3 separate regions of the Homo sapiens genome follow, and regions 1 and 3 are each linked to region 2. Evidence: chromatin contacts called from ENCODE Hi-C data. All regions are on one chromosome and are shown on one strand. Each heading gives the region's core, a stretch centred on a gene start or an enhancer-like site at or near the end of the contact. The rest is flanking DNA. Distances are from core to core; before and after follow the strand shown.

Region 1 (3,017 bases), core at 90-2,589, 260 kb before region 2:
TAATTTTCATTGTGTATGTGTGGTTTTTGGTTTTGCTTTTTGCTTTTTGGGTTTGTTTTTTTTTTTTTTTGAGTCAGAGTCTTGCTCTGTTGCCCAGGCTGGAGTCCAGTGACACAATCATAACTCACTGCAACCTCAAACTCCTGGGCTCAAGCAATTCTCCCACCTCAGCCTCCCAAGTAGCTAGGACTACAAGTGTGCACCACCATGCCCAGCTAATTTTTAAATTTTTTTGTAGAAGTTGAGGGGTGGGGGGTTGGGGGGGGGCTCTCACTGTGTTGCTCAGGCTCGTCTTGAACTTCTGGCCTCAAGCAATCCTCCTGCCTTAGCCTCCTGAAGCCCTGAGATAACAAGCATGAGCCACCACACCTGGCTAATTTTTAGTTGTTTAGACTGTCTTGTCCTCAAGGCAACAATCTATTGCAGCTGATTCACGAGGCTCACACCTTTGTAAGTTTTGTGATAATAACTGAGGGCCAGGTTGCAGCCTGAGGCTTCTTGGGTCTGGCTTCCTGTCCTTTCCACAGGTCCTAGGTGCCTCTCCCACCATGCACAAGGCCCTGATCCAGTCCTAGGACAGTTGGCTAAAGAGCCTGTCAGCTAATGCTCAGCCTTTTCCAGCTGTTTACCCCATTTTTCTCATGTGTTGACTAACACTTCCTGCCCCCAAAACCTGTCAGCTCCAAGATGTACTCCACAATCGTTCTGTCTCCCATCTGTCCATCTGGGGCCCAGGGGACACAGCAAGAGTCTCAAAAGGCCCATTTGCATCTCACCCACATCAGTAGAGCAAAAAGGGGGCATTGCTGTAATAAAGAAATAATTGAAGGTAGAAAGTGCTAAAGCAAAAGGGGAAAGGAAGATTATCCAAATGCAACTAAATATAGATTCTACTGTGGGTCATGTTGCTGAGGTGCAGACATTTACAGCAGGTGTTCAGTTTTGCTTAACGCAAGACTCTTTGCAATCATTTTTAAGTAGTACAGTGAAAGGGCCCTTAGGGAAAGAGCTCCCCTTGTTCTCACTTTGCAGATGTAGAGGCCTGAGAAGCAGGGAGGTGAAGTAGTTCACCCACGATCCCACAGCTGCTAAGTGCCAGGGCTAGGACTCCATCCCAGGGCTTGGGACAGTCAAACAGGGCCTCTTTCAACAAGCCCGTATTGTCTCTCAGCAAAGATCTATAAAAAGCTGGATGATAATAAAATAAGCTTATGCAACACTTTTGCCTAATGCAAATTAAGAAATTGATTTCAGGAACAGAAACTTGGGTAGGGTTTGCCCACATACAAACAACACTAAAGAGAAAGTTGACTACTTAAAATAGAAGACACTGTTCTCTCATGTGACTGAAAGGATTATTTCTATTCTGAAAAACTGAGAGGTTGCCTGTCATAAAGTCGTGTCCTCAAATTCAGAAACTTTAAAGTTTAATGCGGCCCAACGCATTGACTCACACCTGTAATTCCAACACTGGGAGTCCAAGGTGGGAGCTTGAGCCCAGAAGTTCGAGACCAGCCTAGGCAACATGGCAAGACACCGTCTCTACAAAAAAAATTTTTTTTAATTAGCTAGGCGTGGTGGCACATGCCTGTAGCCCAAGCTACTTGGGAGGCTAAGGCAGGAGGACCCCTTGAGCCCAAAAAGTCAAGGTTGCAGTAAGCCATGATCACACCACTGCAACCCAGCATGGGTGACAGAGTGAGACCCTGTCTCAAAAATTAAAGTTTAAAAATAAAGTTTTTTAAATAAAAAAAAAAAGTCTGGCCAGGAGCGGTGGCTCACACGTATAATCCTAGCACTTTGCGAGGCCGTGGTGGATGGATCACTTGAGCTTAGGAGTTCAAGACTAGCCTGAGTAACATGGCGAGACCCCATCTCTACAAAAAAATACAAAAAAAATTAGCCAGGCATGGTGGCACACACCTGTAGTCCCAGCTACTCAGGAGGCTGAGTTGGGAGGATCTGACCTCTTGAGTCCTGGAGGTCTAGGCTGCAGTGAGCCAAGATTGCACCACTGCAGTCCAGCCTGGGTGACAAAGTGAGACCCTGTATCAAAAAATATATATACATATATATATAAATGTTTAAAAGCCTAATGTAAGTGTCTCCAGTATACTGTAAGTAAAGTGACTTGTGTTTGTGAATTTAATCACTTGCAAAACACATAGTCATTCTCTCACTTGTCTTTACAATAACTCTGTGAGGAGCTGAGCATCAATCAGTGTCATCATTATCTCCATTCCACAAATAAGGAGATGGCGGCTCAGAGAAACTAAATGAATTCTCAATATCATGCAGCTGAACCTTGAACCTCAGGCTGCTGAATTCTTTTTATAAGGTATGGTAGAAGGGAATTCAAGCTCGAAGTCAGGAAGACGGATATGAGTCCTGACTTGGCCACTTACTTGGTCTCTGTCATTGAACAACTTATTTACCGCACAGAGCCTCAGCTGATGCATCTGTAAAATAGGGAGAATCACACCTGTGTGGTAGCTTTTATGAGTATTCAATGAAGCAATGTATGAAAAGCATCAAGGTCAGTGCCTGGCACAAACCAGGTTCTCAGACAAGTAATCCTTGCTATTGCTGATATATACAGCTTCTATTATACTATTTTGCAGCTTTTCCAGCTAGTCACGGCACAATACATGACTTAAAGACACAAAAGGGAGACTTCCTTTCCTCTGATCTCACTCCCTGATTCACTGGCCTGGCTTCTTATAAAGAAAGGTCTTGGCCTGGTTTAAGCAGAAATTCATTTACCAAAAGAATTAGTTGATGAAGGCCAGGCGCGGTGGTTCACGCCTGTAATCCCAGCACTTTGTGAGGCCGAGGCAGGCAGATCATGAGGTCAGGAGATCGAGACCATCCTGGCTAACATGGTGAAACCCCGTCTCTACTAAAAATACAAAAAATTAGCTGGGCGTGGTGGCGGGCGCCTGTAGTCCCAGCTACTTCGGAGGCTGAGGCAGGAGAATGGCGTGAACCTGGGAGGCGGAGCTTGCAGTGAGCCGACG
Region 2 (3,348 bases), core at 676-3,175:
CTTTGGTGAATTTTAAGGTTACACATGATCAGTCCAGGATCGGGGAGGCCCGACCCAGGATTCTTCGGGATTTCACATACAACTGAGAGAAGCATACGTCGGTGACATAACTCTTTGTCAGGACTTATCAAACCCATGCATAGCTTGGACTCGGTGCCAGGCATTGATTGCTGCGTAAGTATTGCCTCATGTGATTTTCCTAGCAGGATGAGCTAGATACTATTATTATCATGCCCTTTTTACAGATGAGGAAAACTGAGGCCCTGGGGGTGTGTCTTGGCCAAGGTCAGATGTCTGGTAAGGGACAGACCAAGGTTCTGAACCCAGGCAGTCTGGCCACAGAGTCCGCACTAAGAATTCCTCTGCTAGGCTGTATTGCAAGTCAATTATTGAATTTTATTAGAAGGAAATAGTGTTGACGGAGGCTTTCTATGTATGGCTAAGCGGCCTCAAGAGGTCTGAACCTTTAGTGCCCAGCCAACTGCTCACCCTGGTTTCCTAGGGCTGAGTGTCCTAGGGTTGCCCTAACAAAGTGCCACCAACAGGGTGACTTAGAACAACACAAGTTTATTCTCTCGTTGTTCTGCAGGGCACAAGCCCAGACTCAGGGTGCCCGCGGCATTGGTTCCTCCTGTGATGCTGTGTAGAATCCTTCTTTGCCTTTTCCTAACTTATGGTGCTTCCCAGCAACCTATGGCATTCTTTGACTTGTCTCTCTTCTGTTGCCACATGGCGTTGTCCTATGTGTCTCTGCTTTCAAATGGTTACCTTCACTGTGTGTATCTTTGTGTCTTTTTTCTTCTTGCAAAGACACCAGTCATAGGAACTCAGGGACCACCCTACTCCAATATGTCCTCATCTTAATGAATTACATCTGCAAGACATGATCATAAAAAGTAAACAGTTTTTTTTGTTTTTTTTTTTTTGAGATGGAGTTTCACTCTTGTAGCCCAGGCTGGAGTGTAGTGGCATGATCTCAACTCACTGCAACCTCCGCCTCCTGGGTTCAAGCAATTCTCCCGTCTCAGCCTCCTGAGTAGCTGGGATTACAGGTGCTTGTCACCACGCCCGGCTAATTTTTTGTATTTTTAGTAGAGACGAGGTTTCATCTTGTTGGCCAGACTGGTCTCAAACTCCTGACCTCAGGCAATCCATCCGCCTTGGCCTCCCAAAGTGCTGGGATTACAGGTGTGAGCCCAACAGTTTTCAAATGAGGTCTGTTATGGGCTGAAATGTGTTCCCCCAAAACTTCCTATGTTGAAACTTCATATGTTGAATCCCGAACCCTCATTACGCCAGAATGTGATTGTATTTGGAGACAGGACTTCTAAAGAGATGATGAAGTGCAAATGAGGTCCTTAGGGTGGGCTCTAATCCATCTGACCGTTGTCCTTATGAGTAGAGGAAATTTGGTCATAGAGGCACCAGGGATGTGCACGCACAGAGGAGAGGCTGTGTGAGGACACAGCGAGAAAGAAGGCAGCCATCTGCCAGCCGAGGAGAGGCCTCAGGAGAAACCACCCTGCTGGCCCTTTGGTCGCGGACTCCAGTCTCCAGAACTGTAAGATAATAAGTTGCTGTTGTTCAAACCACCTAGACTCTGGTATTTTGTTATGGCAAGCCTAGCAAACTGATGCAGTTACATTTACGGGTACCCCGGGTTAGGACTTCAGCATATCTTTTTGGGGGATGCACTTCAGAACCATAGCACCAGGCTTTGCTGTCAGGAGGTCCTTTGATGGCTGTGCCTCATAAAAGATGCTAGTTCTGGTCTGGGGTTGTGATTTTCATGTCTTTTCTGCCTGGGCACTAGTACCTCTGCCTGAGATAGATAAACACACTCTCGTGGTGGGGAGGGGCCCAGCGGTAATTGGCTGACTCATCCCTGAAGTTCTGCGGCTCTCCAGGCACGTGGAATTTACTGGTAGAAAGAACTGTCCTTCCAGGTAGGGGGCGCCCCTGAGAGAGAAACATGCAGCCCCGTCTTTGTTGCAAGGGAAGGGCCTCTGACTTTTATCCCTTTTAGAGATGATCTCTGTCTGACAGTGTAGACAAAGCACAGGGCATTGGAACTGTCTTAACTCCCTGCCTCTCTCTCCTCTCTGTGGGTCCTTGATGCCTGCAGGGGACTGAGAGAGGCGTGCCTCGGGAAGGAGATGAGGCATGAGACATGCTATGAAACGGCTGGTTATTTTTACTTCCTGCCTGGGTGTGGGTGTTTGTGTTGACAGTGGCGGAGGAGGTGCAGTGATGAGTGCTGGAACAGTTGGGTGCCCGAGGAGCGGGTGGGAAGTGGCGCCTGTGCCAGGCAGGTGACTTGGTGCTCACATGGCCCTTGAGTGGGTCCTGGGGGCTTTGCAGGACTCCAGGAGAGCTGGGTTTGCACCTCTGCCGGGGGATGTCTGCTTCCTTTTTCCATGTCATATTCAGGAGGCTTCCCCATGCCATGCCTGATCCATCCAACAGGGTGAGACACTCCCAGCTGTAGTAGTGGTTCCCTAAATGGGTGAGTCTCCCTGGGGTGACCTCCCAGTCTCAGCAGGTAGGGTTTGTCGGGTAGTCCTGAAGAACCGTTGTGCAGGGTGCCCTCCATACCCCATAATCTCCACCACGGAGGCACGCAGATACTCCAAATGTATTCAAACATAGATCTCATGGAAAATCAGTGGCCTGCTCTATGACCCAGCTTTAAGACTCATTCCCTCCAGGGGGTCTCACCTCTTGCTGGCTTCTCTAGACATGGGGGTGGAGGCATTTTTGTTCATGACAAGGCATGGGGGAGGGGCAGGTGAGTTCGTAGCACAGCCCAGTTTGCTAAATGTCCTGCAGCAAGTCATATCTTAATACCAATAGTGTGCGCATAGGTCTCCCATGGGGGTGATCAGGAACTGCCCTGTGGGCTAGCTTGAAAAAGACTCCGTGGGAACCTTAGGACCACTTCAACGCTAGGATCTCGGATATAGTCTAAGGGCACACTCACCCTACAGAGTCAGAAGCTGAGACCCAGGTCCACAGGCCAGGATCGAAAGTTGGTTAGAAATTTCAAGATGAGTCTGGGCGCGGTGGTTTATGCCTGTAATCCTAGCACTTTGGGAAGCAGAGGCGGGCAGATCACCTGAGGTCAGGAGTTTGAGACCAGCCTGGCAACATGGAGAAACCCCATCTCTACTGAAAATACAAAATTAGCTGGGTGTGGTGGTGGCTTATGCCTGTAATCCCAGCTACTTAGGAGGCTGAGGCAGGAGAATCGCTTGAACCCGGGAGGCGGAGGTTGCAGTGAGCCGAGATTGTGCCATTGCACTCCATCCTGGGCAACAAGAGCCAAATTCTGTCTCAAAAAAAAAAAAA
Region 3 (3,344 bases), core at 348-2,847, 470 kb after region 2:
ATTTTTGTTCTCCCCTCTCAGTTTTACATCTCTTGAACAATCAATGCAACAGGCATCTCCATTGTAATCTCATTGAGAATAAGTGGATGTGACTTTCAGTGTCCACTTGCTAATTTTAGTCCTTTGAGTTCTGGCCCAAAGGAAAGGAACAGACCAATCAGCATATAGATCAAAAATCAAAATGAGAAAGCTCACCAACCGAGAAAGCAAAGGAGCATTTTCATTCTTCTGTTGTGATAATACAATATTTCTTGCTTTTGCCTTTGTTGTACAACATCTATAAAAATGTGATGATGAAAAAAAACAGGTGAAAGTGAATGATTTAGGTTCTAGTCTGGGTTTTGTCACTCACTGGGTGATCTGACCAATCTTCTCCAATTCTGTTTCATCATCTGTAAAGTAAGAGGGTTACACCAGTTCTGATATTATATTATTCTATCTGAAGTGATTATTAATAGTATATAGAATAGTCGTACTGCTTATGTGCTTGAAATTGGTTTTGATACCAATGGCTAAGTAGAAGTGATTCTGACCCTTATCATGAACACTTCAGTGGGCTTCATTCTTCAAAAAGAAAATGTCATATTTAAGTATTTTTAATTTTACATATTTCTGTAAATTGTAGTTTAATTAAGGTTTCCTTAGAGAGCAGAAGATGGAATCCCAGAATTTGGAAAACAGCTTTTTAAAACCTCTTTGCTGATTGTGTTAGGAATTTAGTAAGGCAGAGAGGGCTGCCTGCCTACCTGTGACTGTGGAGTCAGATGGGTAGATCCAGTACTCAGATGTTAATCTCTTTAGAAGATTATTTTTTAAAAAGAAGATTACAAAGATGAAGAATATGGTATCACTTTGCAAAAATCACACCCACGGCTCTTGCCCCTAGTGTTATTTCCTATATAAACATTGAATAATGAAAAAGTCTTGCAGTAAGAGCTAAGAGCTATCAAAAGTTTCATAAACAACATTGAGTTAAAAGGGTAGTAATGTGTAAGGAAACAAAATTTTTCCATTTGGGTTTTTCTCTCTCTCTTAAAAAAATAAATGTGATCCTTTTGTGCTATCAGCTACATTTTGTTGGATTTATACAGTAAGTGTACCTCTTCTATTACTTCACTAACTTAAATAACAAAGATGAAGGGGAAAAACTCATGGGATTGGGAAGGGCAGTTCTTATTTACAGCCATATCTCTAGCTCTGAGCATAGTGCCTGGGATGCATTAGTTGGGCATTAAATATTTGTGCAAGGAATACATTAAGAATTGGATACTGGGAAGGGGCTGTAATGAAAGAACAATTTTAGGTGACAAAATGGGAGCTGATTGCTGCTCTTATGTCTGATTATAGAGCTTTAACTATGATGGTCAAAGCAAGAGGGCTTTGAAGACAGCATAATCATCCTGTGGAATCCAAACTGCACAGAAATCGAATGAAAACATCTTTAATTAGTGTCAGGAATTGTCCTACAGTTTTAAGATGAGTGAGTTTTTTTTCATGCAATTGAATCTACGCCATGAGAAGTCTACCCCACTAATCACTGAGGATGTATAAAAGTCCCAGGGAAGCTGGTGATAGTTGTACTCAGGAAACTTGCCCTTGACCTCCAAACACATCTACAGTTGCTGAACCATGAGCTACTACAGAAGCTATTATGGAGGCCTGGGCTATGGCTATGGAGGCTTTGGTGGCTGGGGCTATGGCTATGGCTGCGGCTATGGCAGCTTCCGCAGGTTGGGCTATGGCTGTGGCTACGGAGGCTATGGATTCAGCTGTTGCCGACCATTATACTACGGAGGATATGGATTCTCTGCCTTCTACTGAAGAGTGAACTCATTCTTTGGATCACTAGAATCTGTCTATCATCCTGACTTAATTCTCCTTTCAGGTCTTTTTACCCCCTCTGTGAATTGCGCAGCCACTTTCTTGATAAACCAGACAAAGCAGCAAAGGGTGCCTTGTGAACTCTTCAAAGTCAAGACTCAATTCTGGCAACAAACACAACAGAATCAGTGGCAGCAGCAAGGGGAGCCCTTCCTGTAGAATGACCTAGAATCCCACCTTTCAAGCTGTGAATCCCTCTCTTCCCTTATTAATATATCAACATGGCACCAACTCTTCTTCTATTTCAATAAACTAATTTTAATAGTAGAGCAAATTTGGTTTAATTTTTTTTTCTGTTTTACTGTGGTAAGAACACTTAACATGAGATCTACCCTCCTAACAACTGTTTGAGTCAACCATACATTATTGTCGACTACAGGTACCATACTGTATAGCTGATCTCTAAGGTCCGTTCACCTTGCCTGACTTAAACTTCATGCCTCTTTGTCAGTAACTGCCTATTTCTCCCTTCACCCAGCCCTTGGTAACTGCCATTCTACTCTTGGATTCTACAAATTTCACTCTTTTGGATGCCTCATGTAAAGTGGAATCGGGCAGTATTTGTCTTTCTGTGGCTGGTATATCTCACTTGGTTTCATTTCTATTGATTCATTTCACAGAACCAGACCCAAGCTTCCAGGATCTGTGTGTGTGTTAATTCACCATTGTATATTCTGTGGTCATGACAATACCTGGCATGTATAAGGCAGTCAAGAATATTTGTGGATTAAGAAACTTGCTCATCAGTGTTATAATATAAAATCATTTTTAATCTGTCCAGTGGTTTGGGGATAATTTGGGGATAATGGTGTTCTTTTATAGCTCTCCACCCTCTTCTCACCCCATTTCCTCTTATACACACACATACTCACACACTCTGGTCAAATATCTCCCACCCTAGGTGGAGTTTATTTTTGCCCCAGCAGCTGACAAAAAACCTCAACAGTAGCACTCCATATGTACACCCTTACAGGGTCAGGCAGAATGCCTTGCATTTTGTCAAGAAGCATAAATGAAAAATTATTTGCTTTCAAGGCAAGCTACAGATATTTGCCACATAACTGGAAAATGTGCACGTCTGGACTTCACCATAAACAACCTAATGTCTATCAACAGTATAATGGAAAAATAAATTGCAGTATAGTCTTACAATGGAATATTACACAGCAATGACAATGGCCAAACTAGAGCTATAGGCAACAACCTGGCTGAACCTCACGATCATAATGTGGAGTGAAAGGACCCAGGCATAGTAGAATAAATACAGTATGAGCCCATTTATTTAAGTTTTTAGACAAGAAAAACGACATTACAGGGTTAGAAGTCAGGATAGTCGTTACCTTTGGGAAGACAGTATTCATGGGAGGACTTGAGGGGGACTTCTGAGGTGCTGGCAATTTTCCATGTTTTGATCTGGAAGTGGTTACATGGAGGTTCTTTCTAAGTTATTAAATTTATGTTGT

What was found. Hi-C counts contacts between places; a loop is a spot of excess contacts on that map. Pooled maps may share reads with other maps.
Region 1: a loop to region 2 is called in a map with no recorded cell type, with 32 times the contacts of the local background. The contact joins two enhancer-like sites. A Hi-C loop is called at or near these places in 11 of 37 single-sample maps with no recorded cell type and 5 of 50 pooled maps.
Region 3: a loop to region 2 is called in a pooled map, with 4 times the contacts of the local background. The contact joins the promoter of KRTAP19-8 here to the enhancer-like site in region 2. A Hi-C loop is called at or near these places in 3 of 37 single-sample maps with no recorded cell type and 2 of 50 pooled maps.

The regions. Positions count from the first base shown.
Region 1 is chr21:31,771,078-31,774,094 of GRCh38, reverse strand. No RefSeq gene overlaps it. Among named protein-coding and RNA genes, the nearest start is that of SCAF4, 40 kb to the right of the region's middle. RefSeq lists an enhancer at 982-1,271. Within about 2 kb of position 1,339, at least 3 of the 41 ENCODE cell types and tissues checked have a DNase peak (open chromatin) inside an H3K27ac peak, as active enhancers do.
Region 2 is chr21:31,508,393-31,511,740 of GRCh38, reverse strand. It overlaps a transcript of TIAM1 not described here. Among named protein-coding and RNA genes, the nearest start is that of TIAM1-AS1, 49 kb to the left of the region's middle. RefSeq lists a silencer at 1,881-1,940. Within about 2 kb of position 1,925, at least 3 of the 41 ENCODE cell types and tissues checked have a DNase peak (open chromatin) inside an H3K27ac peak, as active enhancers do.
Region 3 is chr21:31,036,729-31,040,072 of GRCh38, reverse strand. KRTAP19-8 (keratin associated protein 19-8) reads left to right here and starts at 1,597. Exons shown (of 1, transcript NM_001099219.1): 1 at 1,597-1,914. The coding sequence starts at 1,630. The coding sequence ends at 1,821. RefSeq lists an enhancer at 718-887.